Regions from separate parts of the Homo sapiens genome. Here all the other regions are linked to region 1. A link is a contact called in ENCODE Hi-C or POLR2A ChIA-PET data. All regions are on one chromosome and are shown on one strand. Each heading gives the region's core, a stretch centred on a gene start or an enhancer-like site at or near the end of the contact. The rest is flanking DNA. Distances are from core to core; before and after follow the strand shown. Region 1 holds the start of MAPRE2 (microtubule associated protein RP/EB family member 2). Region 2 has its middle 67 kb from the start of ZNF397. Region 3 overlaps DTNA (dystrobrevin alpha).

The links. Hi-C counts contacts between places; a loop is a spot of excess contacts on that map. ChIA-PET counts read pairs that join two places held with the same protein, here RNA polymerase II (POLR2A). Pooled maps may share reads with other maps.
Region 2: a loop to region 1 is called in a pooled map, with 4 times the contacts of the local background. The contact joins the enhancer-like site here to the promoter of MAPRE2 in region 1. A Hi-C loop is called at or near these places in 1 of 168 maps with a recorded cell type or tissue (HCT116) and 7 of 50 pooled maps. POLR2A ChIA-PET finds 5 or more read pairs at or near these places in 5 of 52 experiments (HEK293T, Panc1, activated B cell and 1 more).
Region 3: a map of natural killer cell shows a loop between it and region 1 (13-fold over the local background). The contact joins the enhancer-like site here to the promoter of MAPRE2 in region 1. A Hi-C loop is called at or near these places in 4 of 168 maps with a recorded cell type or tissue (IMR-90, naive thymus-derived CD4-positive, alpha-beta T cell and natural killer cell), 5 of 37 single-sample maps with no recorded cell type and 15 of 50 pooled maps. POLR2A ChIA-PET finds 5 or more read pairs at or near these places in 2 of 52 experiments (CD4-positive, alpha-beta T cell and activated naive CD4-positive, alpha-beta T cell).

The regions. Positions count from the first base shown.
Region 1 is chr18:35,039,965-35,042,664 of GRCh38, forward strand. MAPRE2 (microtubule associated protein RP/EB family member 2) reads left to right here and starts at 1,449. Exons shown (of 7, transcript NM_014268.4): 1 at 1,449-1,697. The coding sequence starts at 1,576. RefSeq lists an enhancer at 1,409-1,558.
Region 2 is chr18:35,172,889-35,175,588 of GRCh38, forward strand. No RefSeq gene overlaps it. Among named protein-coding and RNA genes, the nearest start is that of ZNF397, 67 kb to the right of the region's middle. Within about 2 kb of position 1,448, at least 2 of the 41 ENCODE cell types and tissues checked have a DNase peak (open chromatin) inside an H3K27ac peak, as active enhancers do.
Region 3 is chr18:34,859,239-34,861,938 of GRCh38, forward strand. All of the region lies in intron 16 of DTNA (dystrobrevin alpha), which reads left to right. Among named protein-coding and RNA genes, the nearest start is that of DTNA-AS1, 93 kb to the left of the region's middle. RefSeq lists a silencer at 407-701 and enhancers at 1,304-1,403, 1,414-1,543. Within about 2 kb of position 1,438, at least 6 of the 41 ENCODE cell types and tissues checked have a DNase peak (open chromatin) inside an H3K27ac peak, as active enhancers do; they include CD4-positive, alpha-beta T cell and natural killer cell, where a contact is called at or near this core.

The sequences.
Region 1 (2,700 bases), core at 199-2,698:
ACTTTGGGGCGGGTGGACTGCCTGAGCTCAGGAGTTCAAGACCAGCCTGAGCAACTCGGTGAAACCCTGTCTCTACTAAAATACAAAAATTAGCTGGGTGTGGCGGCGTGCGCCTGTTATCCCACCTACTCAGGAGGCTGAGGCAGGAGAATTACTAGAACCCAGGAGGCGGAGGTTGCAGTGAGCTGAGATTGCGCCACTGCACTCCAGCCTGGGTGACAGAGCGAGACTCTGCCTCTAAAAAATAATAATAAAAAAAAAATCTCTCCTCTCTGGAGGACAGTACTGAACATATGCAGGGTCTTTTCAGTTTATAATCTAATCCGTAGACTGCACAGTGCTAGCAATTCTGTTCACAGTTATCTTTTCACAACAGTCATCTTGGAAGTACTTGATTCTTACCTTGATTTATAATATTTATTGAGCTCACATTACAGATCATTACTGTCCAGTCACATTGATAAAACCATGTCACTTGGAAGCTCCAGTTCACCACTCCTAGCTGTGTGACCTTAAGCAGTTTACTTAATCTTACTAGTTTACTCATCTTTAAAATGGGAATAATAATAGTATCTGTCACATAGCCAATATATTTGAAAGCGGTATTGCAAGGATATAGAACAGCTTGAATGTTAAGCACTTTCAAATACTAAGTGAGGTGATCACTTTTGTAATTCAAATGGAAATAGAATAAATGTCAATGAATTAATGATCTGTATCAGGAGGCAGCATAAAGAATTTGAATTGGAGGGTTTTGGGTAACTGGTAAAATGGTGGTTATCTTTTTTTAAAAGAAAAACCCTCTTTGGGGATTCCTTTGTACAGATGATCTCTTAATTTGCCATCTTTAATCCTCACATTATTAAAGGCTACATTGATTAGAAGGAAATACAGCTTCCTTGTAGGTTTTTAGCTTTTTGGCTTGTTTTTGGGGAGATGGTTGCTGCTATTTGGAGAAAGGGAGAAAGGCAGAAATTTTAACCTTAGTCTGATACCTTTTCTACAAGCTGGCCACCAGGTCCTTTTTAGGTTTTTCTGAAACCTGACCAAGTTTAATTGTCATGGCATAAAAACTTGGTATTGAAGGAGTTAAAGGGTCTCCCACACCCCTTTGCATGAATCGTTCTTTTGTGTACACAGCTGCAGTGGCAGCACGGGTCGGAAAGGAAATGGTTAGAGGAAGAGCTGGTTTTCAGACAAGGCGAGTCTGCGAGGGGGGCTGCAGGGTGGCCTGGGGTTTTACATGCCAGATGTAGGCCTGCCCCGGTGCCTGCCTGGAGCTGCTGGCGTGGTCACGCCGCGACCCTGTGCGAATTGAGGCGAGGTGATGAGTTAGCGGGTTGCCATGGCAACAGGCTGGCCACGTGACCAGGGTGCTGCTGCCGGCGCTCTGACGTCAGCTGCCAGAGGGCGGGGCCGCAGGAGGGCGGGGCGCGAGCGAGAGCTGGGAGAAGGCAGTGAGCGAGCAGGCGGCAGGCACGGTCCGTGCGGAGCAGGCGAGCGAGCGGGAAGACGCAGCCACCTTCCTCACCAGCCAGCCCACAGCGGTTTGTTCCCCTTCTCGGGAGTGCGCCAATGCCTGGGCCGACCCAAACCCTGTCCCCAAATGGCGAGAACAACAACGACATCATCCAGGATAATAACGGGACCATCATTCCTTTCCGGAAGCACACAGTGCGCGGGGAGCGTTCCTACAGGTAATGGGGCTGGCACGAGAGCAGCGCCGGGGACCGCCGTGAGGGCGCGCGGAAATCCAGCCCGTTATATAATGGAGCAGACACTGCCTGCGACCCCTGCTGCAGGCATGCATTTGTGAAGGCGGTTGTGATTATTTGGTATCTGTTTCCATGTGTCATGTTGGGTTTGCATTGAGGCTCCGCGACTGCAGATGGAAAGCATTTTGTGAATAGGTTTGCTGCCTTCGAGGGGTCTCCCTCCATCTCTTTCCTTCCACACTGATAAAAATGCATGCTGTTTTCCCCCGCTGTCCAAAGGGAGACAGGCAGTAGCACTTCCTTTCCTCCTTCCCTTTTAGATTTTAAAGGAGCCATTAGGTAGCAGTGCCAAAAGGCAGAAAACGGGAGGGTGGGGAGAAAAACGTTTGCGCTTAACCTGGAGAGTGTGCAGGAAAGATGGAATCCTCTAGATTAAGCTGCAGTCTGTGATGTTAAACCGCCAGATTGATGGAGCTTTGTAAGAATTCTGCTCGCTGATTGGTGCAGGGATTGACAGCAGAGGTGATAGTGTCAGACATTCACCAAAATTTTCTCCATAGAACCCTAGGTTTATTAGAAAGAGACTGGACTGCAAAGGACTTGAAAAAAACTGGGCGCTGTTATGCATTTTCTAAGGAGTTTATGGCCACCGCTTGGGTGGGGGAGCCTTTCCTTCTTATTTACAGTAGGAAGGTGATTCCTGGTCTTTTGCTGAGGTCTGTTTTGAGGATGGGACTGATCTTGGTCATTGTATTGTGAGCCTTTTGATTAATGAGTTGGCCTGTACGGTTGGCATCATTTTTACATTAACATATCTGGCAATATGTTCCAGTAGATAAGCTCATTAAAATTGTTTGCATTGTTTGATAAGGATAACAATGTAATGGAGAATGCAGCTAGAGTCTTATGCAGCTCAAGGCCAGACTTGAAGGGAGACTGATAGCTTCGGTCATATTTCCTCTGAAGTTCTTTTGTACTGGGGTAG
Region 2 (2,700 bases), core at 198-2,697, 130 kb after region 1:
AAAATACTTCCACATACATTCTCTCACTGGATACATCCTCTCACTTTAGCCTTAGGAGGCAGACAAAGGCTATATCATAATCCTCATTTTACTGAGAATAAAACTGAAATCCGATTAAGTGACTTCTTCAAGATCATACTGCCAGTAAAACCCAGACTGGGACCCAGATATTCTGTTACTAAATCTCAGGTCCTTCCCATCCCATAATGTCACTAGGTTTTGTTTTGTTTTGTTTTGAGGCAGGGTCTCATTCTGCCGCCCAGGTGGGACTACAGTGGTGCAATCACCACTCATTGCAGCCTTGAGCTCCTGGGCTCAAGCAGTCCTCCTGCCTCAGCCTACTGAGTAGCTGGGACTACAGATGCACACTACCATGCCTGGTTAATTATTTTTATTTTTATTTTTGGTAGAGATGGGGTCTCACTATGTTGTTGCCCAGGGTGGTCTCAAACTCCTGGCCTCAAGTGATCCTCCCACCTTAGCCTCCCAAAGTGCTGGGATTACAAGCATAAGCCACAACACCTGGCCAGCATCACACTTTAAATTACCTGTGAAGTATCTATAATCATGATTACTTTGGGAACTAATGTTACCTAGGTCTCTGTCCTCCACCACTACATCCACCAGCCTCTTCACCCCACCGCTCACTGAGCATGGGGTTACCAGTCCTCTTAGTTCTGTCTAAACCCTCACTAAATCAGAATGCATAGTTCAGGCCAGACTGATTGGGGAAACTGAGACACATTTCTAACAGGACTTTCGCTTTTACAGCCTCATAATAACTACTATTGCAACATTATACTAAAAACAGTGCTGATGTTAATAATAATGATAATAATTTATTAAGTTCTGATTATATGTCAGGTACTTTACATATTTAATCCTCTCCAAAACTTTATGATAGAAGGTCCACAATCCTTATCCACAATTCTGAAATACAAAAAGCTCTGAAAACCCAAGTATTTTTCCCTAAGTATATGGCAAACTCTTCTTGTGGTAAAACTTGACCTGAACCAACATGAATTTTTAAAAAATAATCTTCATTTATCCACTTAGAGTGAACATTCATACATTTTGCTGCCACACAGGTCACATGTTTGAATGAGGGAGTGCTGTCCTAGGCCCTCCTGTCATGTCACATCTTATGTTCTTTGGAGTATATACACTTTTTTTCTTTCTAAAATCAAAATTATCTGAATACCAAAATACATCTGGCCACAAGAATTTCAAAGATCCCCACTTCTCAGATAAATAAACTGAGATTCAGAAAGAATACATTTTTAGTACACATCTCCTCTAAGTCATCAGAGCCCTTTTACTAATGTAATAGTCAATACTTGTTACAGGCTGAATTGTGTCCTCCCAAAAGTCATATGTTGAGACCCTAATCCCCAGCATGACTGTATTTAGATATGGGGCCTTTGAAGAGGTAATTAAAGTTAAATGAGGTCATAAGAGTTGGGGCTTAATCCGATAGGGCAGGTGTCCTTATAAGAAGAGGAAGTGAAACCGTAGCACTCTCTCTCTCTCCCTCCCTCTTTATCCCCCTCCCCCTCCCTTCCTCCTTCCCTCCCTCTCTCCGTTTCCCGCCAATCCCTCCCCCACCCACTCCACCCCCATCCCCACTGTCTTCCTGCACAAACACAGAGGAAAGGTTGTGTGAGGACACAGCAAGAAGGCAGCCATCTACAAACCAGAAAGAGAGGCTTCACCAGAAACCAATCCTGATTTTGGGACCTTGGTCCTGGTCTCCTAGCTTCCAGAACTGTGAGAAAATAAATGTCTATTGTTTAAACCACTCAGTCTGTGGCAGTTTTTTTTTTTTTTTTTTTATGGCCGCTCAAGCAAACTAATACAAAATTTATTTATTTTTTTAATTGGGAAAAGGGTAGCTATTATGTCTTCATATAAGCTAATAGTTGTAGTTAAGTGGACCACTTCAATGTATACGCCCTTCAAACTATTTTAAAGGCCACTGGCTCATGGCTGATCTGAGAGAGCTGGGATTGCATTTATCATCTGTTGTCACCCTATCCAGTCTTTCATGAGAAAAATTCAGCAAACAGCAATGATTTACTATGTGCCAGGCACTGTTCTAAGTGTTTCATGTATATTAACATGTTCAGCCTTCACAACAACCCCTTGAGATAGACACTATTATATCCACTTTACAAATGATGAACTTGAGGCACAGAGAGGTTACATATATTGTCTCGCTAGTAAAACTGGCAGAGCAAGCATCTGAATCTCAGCAGAAACCAAACAGGAAAAAATCCTTTTCCTCATAGTGCTTATAGGGAAAGGTAGGGCAGAAGGCAAATAAATAAAATAAATAAGCAAATTATATAGTAAAGTAAAAGGTTATAACTCCAATGGAGAGGAATTATCTAAGCGTTTAACAACTAGACCGGGCACTGTGGCTAGCTGGGCACAGTGGCTCACACTTGTAATCCCAGCACTTTGGGAGGCCAAGGCCAGTGGATCACTTGAGGTTAGGAGTTCCAGACCAGCCTGGCCAACATGGTGAAACCCCGTCTTTACTAAAAATACAAAAATTAGCTGGGCGTAGTGGTGGGTATTTGTAATCCCAGGTACTCAGGAGGCTGAGGCAGGAGAATTGCTTGAACCTGGGAGGCAGAAGTTGCAGCGAGCCAGAATTGCACCACTGCACTCCAGCCTGGGCAACAAAGTGAGACCCTG
Region 3 (2,700 bases), core at 188-2,687, 180 kb before region 1:
GTCCAGGGTCTTGGCATTTTGAATAAAGAATTGGACAAAACGCACAAACAAAGCAACAAAAGAATGAAGCAACGAAAGCAGATTTATTGAAACGAAAGTACACTCTACAGAGTAGGAGCCAGCTCCCGTAAGCGGTTCAAGAGCCCTAGTTACAGAGTTTTCTGGGGTTTAAATACCCTATGGAGGTTTCCCATTAGTTATTTGGGTACACCCTGTGTAAATGAGGACTTGGCCCAGGACCACTCTGATTGCTTGCAGGAGGCGACCAATCAGAGGCTGAAGTGAAGTTACAAAGTGACATCCTATGCAAACATTTGATTGGTTGCAGGAGGGGACCAATCAGAAGTACTTTCCATTATTCATCTGCCTCACCATACAAAGGGAGTAGCCTCGGATCCTTTTGTTACTTGGGTGTGGAAAGGCGAGGTTTTCCTTTCCATTCAGTTCTAGGAAGTCAGTACAAATCGTCCTTAGTTTCGCTGCCTCCAGTCCCTATTCTCCTGACTCAATCAGATTCTGCCGCTGCATTTCAGTGCACTTCTCAGAGTCAGAAGCTAGGGAGTAGCAGGCCTTGGAAAAGAAATGTGGTTTCTCCTACTACTCCCACGCTGCAAAATGAGTCTTGCTGTGGGCTCCATTTCAGACTAGCTTCTTACCATGCCTTGAATAAGGCTGGTATTCCAGTGTATTTATGTGGCAAACAACACAAAAATAAATTCAAAGACATTCCCTCGTATAAATATCATACTGTTCTTTCACAAGGCACCTGTAGTTGGGAAGTATTACATTCTTTTCTTTTTGTTTTTGTTTGTTTGTTTGTTTGTTTGAGATGGAGTCTCACTCTGTCACCCAGGCTGGAGTGCAGTGGCACGATCTCGGCTCACTGCAACCTCTGCCCCTCCAGGTTAAAGCAATTCTCTGCCTCAGCCTCCGGAGTAGCTGGGATTACAGGCGCGTGCCACCACGCCCGGCTAATTTTTTGTTTTTTTTTTTTTTTTTTTTTTTTTTTTTGGAGAGACGGGGTTTCACCATCTTGGCCAGGCTAGTCTTGAACTCCTGACCTCGTGATCCACCTGCCTCGGCCTCCCAAAGTGCTGGAATTACAGGCGTGAGCCACCGCGCCCAGCCCATTCTTTTCATCTTTCAGTTTGGGTGCCAACTATGTTCCAGGTATATCTATAACTCTGAGTCATACTTTTTATAGTAAGTACAGATGCCTCTTTGCAGAAACCCTTGTCAGAATTAGTCCTGTTTTCTTCTTCCATACAAAAAGACGAAATGAAGCAAGTTCTTTATGACTATGTTTGGATTTTACCAAGTTCCTGTTGATTGCATGGATGTTTCCGGAGGCTCTATCTTTGCTCTGCTCTTCAGACACTTTAACACCTGAGCACGGCAGAGCTTTGTTTTTCGTTAATGCATACTTTCATTTTTGTCTTAAAACCACAATGAACTTTCTCAACGATCATGTTTCCCTTTCCCTTTTCACTTTCGCCACAAGAAAACTGAAAGCTGAGTCACAGCCAGAAGTGACAATGAATATGAATGATAGGCATTTCTATGTGCTAATCTGACGCTTTGCTGCATACTAACTCTACATACACTGTCCCGTAAAATTACTGTAACAAACCTAGGAGATAGGCAGTATTATTCTACTCGTTTAATGGATAAGGAAACTGAGATTCACAGAAGTCACACAGAAGTTGCAGATATCATACCTTTCACTTAGTGTATATATTTATGTACTTATATATGATTTATAAGGAGAAATTTTTTCTTAGAAAAAAATTTGTATAATTGTGTGTAATTTATGTATATATTTCCTAAGAAAAAAATTATCTTGTATAACCATGATACCATCTTCAATTCGGGAAAGTTAATGTTGATATATGGTATTTAATATAAACCCATATTAAAATTTTGACAATTGTTCTAACACTGTTCTAAAAGAAAGTAGCTTTTAACGGCCGGGCGCGGTGGCTCACACCTGTCATCTCAGCACTTTAGGAGTGCGAGGCGGGCGGATCACGAGGTCAGGAGATCGAGACCATCCTGGCTAACACAGTGAAACCCCGTCTCTACTAAAAATACAAAAATATTAGCCGAGCGTGGTGGCAGGCACCTGTACTCCCAGCTGCTGCAGAGGCTGAGACAGGAGAATGGCGTGAACCCGGGAGGCGGAGCTTGCAGTGAGCCGAGATCACGCCACTGCACTCCAGCCTGGGCGACTGAGCGAGACTCCGTCTCAAAAAAAAAAAAAAAAAAAAAAAAAAAAAGAAAGTAGGTTTTAACACACATATACATTAGAAATAATCTGACAGACTATCAGAATAAAGGCACTTCTTTAGAGATGAATACATGTAGTGCTAGGAAAGGAAAATCACTATTTAGTCTTGTTTTCTCATTCTCCTTGGAAGGTGGAGGTTACACCACAGATTTGTTATTATACCTACATTTGGAAAACGCTGGTGGAAACTTAGAGAAGATTGAATGAAGACACTCTTAAATTAATTTTTAATTGAATTCGATGTCATATTTTTAAGAGATTACTACTGTAAGATAAATGTACAATTAGATTTTTTTAGTGTTGACTAATTCTAAATTAATTTGCCATTACTCTTAATGGCAAAAACCGCAGTTACTTTTGCACCAACCTAATAATACCAGTTAACGTTCTCTGATAGTTTTTAAATGCTTCTC